Regions from separate parts of the Homo sapiens genome. Here region 2 is linked to region 1. The links are chromatin contacts, found by Hi-C or POLR2A ChIA-PET in ENCODE. All regions are on one chromosome and are shown on one strand. Each heading gives the region's core, a stretch centred on a gene start or an enhancer-like site at or near the end of the contact. The rest is flanking DNA. Distances are from core to core; before and after follow the strand shown.

The links. Hi-C counts contacts between places; a loop is a spot of excess contacts on that map. ChIA-PET counts read pairs that join two places held with the same protein, here RNA polymerase II (POLR2A). Pooled maps may share reads with other maps.
Region 2: a loop to region 1 is called in a map of ascending aorta, with 3 times the contacts of the local background. The contact joins the promoter of PAK5 here to the promoter of PLCB4 in region 1. A Hi-C loop is called at or near these places in 1 of 168 maps with a recorded cell type or tissue (ascending aorta) and 1 of 50 pooled maps. POLR2A ChIA-PET finds 5 or more read pairs at or near these places in 1 of 52 experiments (SK-N-SH).

What each region holds. Positions count from the first base shown.
Region 1 is chr20:9,067,837-9,071,174 of GRCh38, forward strand. It overlaps PLCB4 (phospholipase C beta 4), which reads left to right and starts at 1,251. Exons shown (of 40, transcript NM_001377142.1): 1 at 1,251-1,370.
Region 2 is chr20:9,837,185-9,840,467 of GRCh38, forward strand. PAK5 (p21 (RAC1) activated kinase 5) reads right to left here and starts at 1,892. Exons shown (of 10, transcript NM_177990.4): 1 at 1,578-1,892.

The sequences.
Region 1 (3,338 bases), core at 1-2,500:
AGGCGGAGTGGGGAGGAGGGAGCCCTCCGGAGTTCGGGAGCAGCACGTTGTGAGGGTCCACACAAGGGTGATGCCAGACCGAACACCATTAGGGCCTGGGTGTGAGTGTGACTCGGAGGCACCTGGGGGCCGTTGTAGGGCCGGGAAAAGCCAGGAACTGGCTGGAGCAGCACCCCAGCATCCCAGGGACCAAAGTCTGGGGGATTTGCATGTCTGAGGTTGCACTTGTGGGAAGACTTTTTGGAACCACTTAATCTCTGTGGCTCTGTGTAAGACCCGCGAAATAAAAAGAGGCAGTAGTACTCTTTGGAAGATTGTTTTAGGGATTAAATGAATAAAAAGCGTTTAGAACACTGCAGGACGCATTGTAGGCGCTGTATGGGTTTATGAAACCGAATATAAACAAATAAGCACGTCCCCCACCCAGCCAACGGCTTTGGGGGCCCCGTTCTGGCCAGTCCTGAGCCCCTCCACACGGCCCACGGCGGGCTGCGGGTCTCCCATCCGAGGAGGGTGCCGCTTTTCTGCCCCCGCTCCCTGGGTTCTGCGCCCAGCGCCATCCCGTGCGCCCCCGACCCTTGGGCATGGGGCACATGCCGCGGGGAGCCGCCAGGGAGACCCCAGAGGAGCGCGCCGCGGGCCGGCTTCCCCGGATGCCCCACCCACCTCCTCTTGGCGCTGCCCACCACCTGCCTCGGCTGCTCGGCCCCCGGCTCGCGAGGCTGCGCCCCCGACCCAGTCGGCGCCCACTCCTCGCCCTGCGGGCTCGCGGCAACTGGGCGGCCGGCCCGGCCCCTGCCCACCCCCAGCCCAGCCCGGCGCGCCGCACTGGGCATGCTCCGTAGCCTGGGCAGGTTGGGGCTGCGAGGCGACAGCTCGGGCTCTGGAGCCGGGAGGCGAGAACGAGGAGGGAGGCTCGGGGGCAGGGGAGGAGGAAGCGGCTGGCCGCTGAGGGGCGGCGGGGCCCGGAGCGGGGGACGCGCAGGGCCCGGCGGTGGGCGGGCGGGTCGGCGCTGCCCCGTGGGCTCGCTGGGGAGCCACGGCGGAGACCCCCGCCCTCAACTGAGGTAAGGACCGCGCGGCGCGGAGACGGGGAGGCGGGGAGGCCAGGGAGGGGGTGCGGAGGCAGGCGGGAGGGCGGGACTGGGGTGCGCCGGGAGGGGGCTTGGCGGCGGCTCTTTATGGCGAGGAGGGGGTGGTGGCGCCGCGCCGGGAGCAGTAAGTGAGCTGCACCGCCAACAAGATCTCTCACACACAGACACACACACGCACACGCACACACGGGCGCGCACACACACGCGCGTACACACTGGGTCTCCAGGCAGCGGCCGTCGCCGCATCCCCGGCAGCAGCTCCAGGCAAAGTGACAGGTAGGAAAAGGCATTTCGGGTCCCGCCCGAGGATGCTCCCGCCCGCCTTGGCCCTCAGGGCTTGTTTGCTTTCCGCGGGTGCGTCCCGGACGCGCGCGCGCGCGCACCCGGATGCCCAGCGGGGACCCCGTGCAGGTGCCGGGTGCCAGGCGCCCTGTGCGCGCGGGAGGCAGGGGACCCAGACGCCATCCCCCTTCCCCTGCAGTCATCGCCTGCTGGGTTTCCTCAGACTCTCTCCAGACGTTCACCCTCTTCTGGGCTAGAAATAGCTCGGCTCGACGTGTATATGATTATTTTGGTTGGAAATAGTTGGCACCGTGCAACGCATGTAAATGTGTATGCGTGTGGATCTTCTTGCCTCTTCTGGGGAAATCATAGAAATGATTGACCGTTTCCACTTAAAACAACACTGACAGGCTTAGCACTCATTGGGGGCAGGGTTCGGGCCTCCTAAAAGCCTGTTAGTGAAGGAAATCCTTATTTTCAGAATTTTAAAGTTGCTTTTGCTTTAACCAATTAGACTCTGTATAGTACAATACTTCTGAGTGTAGACTTCGTATATGGTACTGAATCGAAGTATGGAAATATGGAATTCTCTAATTTCCAAGTGTGTTTAAGTGCAACTTTATCTAGAATCATAAAACTAGCATTTTCCTAGAGAGAAATACAACTGCCCACTATAGTTTCCATAAATATGGATATATCTGAAAGATGACCCTACTCTTCCAACTTTTTTTCCTCTTAACTTCTGTAGTGATTCTAGCTATTGTTCTAAAACATGTATTTGAAATTTAATTTTGGCCAGAATATTCAGGAAAGGTGTTTTTTTTTCCATATACGTAATACTTAGTGGTCTATATATTTAAGTTATAGGTATGTGGAGATAGCTGTTTAATAATTCTTTTTGTCTGGAAATAACGTTATTCAAACATAGGCAGCTATGTATCATTTTAAAATGATATTGAATTTCCCCTTAAAGAGAAATCAGATTTATAATGTAAACATGACCAGGAAAAGCAACTGGTGACTTTACCTGGGGAGGCTCCAAGGAGGTTAAGAAAGTATCTGAACAACTGTGTTTTTCAGAATAGAAAAATTGTGTGTGTGTTGCGGGGGAAGGTAAAATTTTAACTTTATTCTTTTATTGTTTTCAAGACGGCTGTTTTCAGAAATGTGTGGTTGAACTGAGACCCTCATATTTTATACTCTTCAAATTTGAGTGGCCTCAGTTATAGAATCATACAGAAGATCAAAAGTCTAGCTCAGCAGGGGCATGTGGTGTAATCCCTCACTATCTGTGTTATGTAATCCAGAATGCTGTTTTTCATAGGACAGTCTTGCATGATCCTTAGCTGGTGTATTGATCTATTATATCATCTTCCTTTTGAACTGTAGTAGTTTAATAAATGATTGCCATCTTTGGAGAGCACCTGTTTTCATAAAAAATCACTTTTTGAAATGGCAAAACATTTTTATTGGCACTTTTATGAACGTAAGACTTGCTGCCAGACGAGTAACCTTTTGAATGTGACGTATTATAACATATCTAAAGGTACCATGTATTAGCTTATGGACTACACTTCCTTCCAACTATATTATTACTCAACAGTTGGAACTTAGTTTTGATGGTATTACTACCCAGCTCTGAATTAATCGCTGTTGAAAATGCTGTTCTACAAGTAACTGTCAAAACAGAATTTCTAACTCCATTTGATCACTGGGTGCACATTTAAATCTGTCGGAATAACTCTACCTTTATTTTGCAAATGCATACCCACGCAGAAAGCTTTGTTCTAAAATACTCTATTGGAAGTTTTATATTTATATGCCTGAAAATGTGAGTGATGTTAAACTGCTTACATGTCCTGGAATCGTGAGGCGGTGTGTTTTTGCCTTATGAGATAAAGAAATATGGTAGTTGAAAAAGTGTTACAGGTTACCAAAAACCTTTTGCAGGAAAAGATTTTA
Region 2 (3,283 bases), core at 642-3,141, 770 kb after region 1:
GCCATTGGCTTATATTGCTTCCATTTAGCAGTGCATCTGCCTTGCACATATGTATTCCAAGTCAAGGTATTATCAGATTGGACATTTATGGCTTTAATTTACTTAAATGCATTTTCCTTATGTATTCCCCCACTTCATTTTGATGATACTGACTCATTCTCGCCACCTAACAAGACTATAAAAATAAATAGTGTGAGTGCAGAGGAAACTGTCTCCAAACTTCATATGCTAAGATGCCCATCCTTTAAATTATAAAGCAAAAAATAAACCCATGCTTTAAATTTACCTTTCTCCCTAACTAACCTGGTTATCTTTCTCCCCAAGATTGAGTTGTTGTGCTGTTGAATATAACAGATACACAAATCTAAGGTGGCACAGCTGTTATTATAAGGTGTCAATTTCATAGAATTCTAGTGTAGGAGGGACTTCTAAAAAGCATCTTGTCCATCTATATCAGGTAAGAGAAAGAGTGTCTACAGCCTCCAAGCCCCAGAAGAGAAGCGGTTGCACTAGAAGATTTTTGTGAGTTACCTAAGACCCTGTGGCTATGTCTTGGTAGAACTCCGTAGAATGCCAGGTTTCCTGATTTTCCTAAAAGTGTGTTCAGTCTTTCAAGCTGTCATCAACTATTAACAATGACACTTTCCTCTGGCTTTGTGCCAACTTTTCTTTTTGTTTATTATTCTGGCCATAAAAAGACCACCATAAATAGCCTCAGCGTTTCAGGTTCCCTTAATTGATATCTAATGTTGACAAATTAACTCAGCCCGAGTTGAAAGCTCCATATACACACACATGGTTTCAAGAAGGGCGATCGCGCTTATCCTCCAAACTGAGCAGTGATGATCCCTGGACTTCTCAAGTTTACCCTCTAGGAGGCTGACATGGCACACAATTTTGACAAGAGTTTGGAACCAAGATCCTCTTCCACGCCCTGCTCACAAGGGTGCCCACAAGCAGAAGTTCTCTCTCTGTCTCTCCATTACAACCCACCAGGCGCGCGCGCACACACACACGCGCGCACACACACACACACACAAATAACAAAGGAAAACACAGCCTCATAAAGGCTCAGCTATTGCATCCTCCAGTCCACACCTGCCAAAAGACAAAAACCATGCGGGAATCCTGCTCTGGCAATATGTCCAACACTTCTCGGGAAAAGCAGCGCCGTGGCACCCCCAGGGCGTGCGCTGCTGTATACACACAAAGAACTGGTGCTGGGCTTGCGAGCAGTTCGGGGTACCAGCACGCTCTCAGGGCTGGAATCCGGGGTTCTCCTCCACGCCCTCCCGCCCAGCAAAATGGAACCATCCTTTATTTGGTTGGTAGAGAGCCCAGGCTGGATAGTAGCGCATGGGTTGAGGGTGGGCGGTCCCCTATCCCTACCCTCCAGGCAGCAGGTCCCTAGCCTTTGCATCTCCTAGGAGATGCAGGATCGCGCTGTCACAGTGGTCCTCTTCGCATCCTCTCCCGGCAAAGAGAGATGCTCCGGTTACCAGCGGCGCGCATCCCCGCAGGCGCCTCTCCTCTCGCCGATACCCACCCAGGCAGTCCCGACAGGCGCGCCTGCCTACCTGGTGGCCGGCTGTCAGCGAAGCGGCGGTGCCTCAGCCCCTTCTCAGCTGCTACAGCGCTCCCAGCGCCATGTTCCCGGTCTCCCCGGGCGCACGCTGGGGAACTACTACTGGCTGGGTAGGGGCAAGGGGGGCGGGGGCCAGCGGGAGGGGGTGAGAGGCAGAGCCACAGCTTTCTACTCTCCACCCAAACCTCCCCCAGCTACTGAGCATGCCCAGCTGCCCGGCTTCGCCCCTCGGAGGACTGTCCATGAGCGTACGCAGCTGCTCCGGGTTTTCGTGGCAGCCGGCGGGAGGCAGGCTGTAGCGGCGGCCGGGGGTGGAGGTGAGGGGGAGGGTCGGGGGGCGTGTCTACACTCAGGGTGCAGGAGCCAGGAGCCGGGAGCTGGAGCAGGCGACCAATCCAATCACGTTTACTCCCAGTCGTCCCCGGCGGGGGCAGCTCCTGCACGCCCTCTCCCCCAACACTCGGGATTTGCAGAAATGTTGTTCAGGACCATTGCAGGATTGAGTTTTGCTTAAGAGGCTAGCAGAGGTGGGGAGGAGGAGGGGCTGAGAAGCAGAACAGTGGGCTGGCCTCTTTGCCACCACCTGGACCGGTGATTCTCAAACTTTCATGTGCCTGTGAATTAAAATGCAGATTCAGATTCAATTGGCTGGGTCCTGAGATTCTGCAAGCCTAACAACCTCGCAGGTGATGCTGCTGCTGCTGGCCCTCCCACCACTCCGAGTAGCAAACATCTAGAGAACCCCTTATCTGTGACCTCTCAGTGGCCATCCTTCAATCCGCCAGCCTAGCAATGGTCTCTGGTGTCCACAGAGACTCCTCCAGCCTGGGGTTGCTGAGCCTTACCTGGAAGGAGTGTTTGTGGGGCTAGGCTGTGACCACCCAGCTTCTCCTTGGCTGCTGTCTGATTTCGAATTTAAGGCCCAGGGGAAGAAGGATTCCTGGACCTTTTCATGCTCACTTTGCTAGCTGGCTAGTAAGCCAGTTGCTGGATGAGCTGCCCCGGTCAAGTCTGAACCAGTCTGCCTTGGCTGTCCCCTTGCCTTTCCTGAGCTGGGACAAAAACTCAGACTGGGCATCAAAGTGTTTATTGTACATCTAATAGCAAGCTTGGGCTTGCCTAGTTAAGAAAGCCGACAGATTATGACAAACATAGAGCGCATTTTTGTACCAAGAGATGTCAGGCCTTTGTGTTCAGTGATGTTTGGGCTGAAGTTTGCAACGATATTTGTGGTTCAACTTAAACTTCCCAGTTGCCTACTGCCCTCCCAGACTCTTGAAGTCTCCAGCATTATCAAGACTCTAGTGAATGAAAGACATTCACGAAGTAGTCCTGAGTTTTCACCCTTGGAAATGAAGAAGCCACGCTCTTGTCTGTCTTCAGCTGCCACAAGAGTACCCTTATGAGCTAGTAGTGGATATGGAATCTGATCCCATAACTAGATAGCAGGTTACAAAATAAGGATTTGTATCTCTCCGTTCCTTATTATACTCAATGACCTTAGACAGTTTTCTAGCTAATAGTATAGTAGTTATCATTTCCCCTTGCTTGTTTTCCATTCACTTAGTACCTTTAATATTGTACTGGCCATATCAAAACAGAAACCACAGGATAAATGGATGATTACTTTTCTCCCTCAGTAGTCCCATGTCCTTGTGTATCATACTCATCTCTTCCTTCTCAAAGCTGCACACAGCC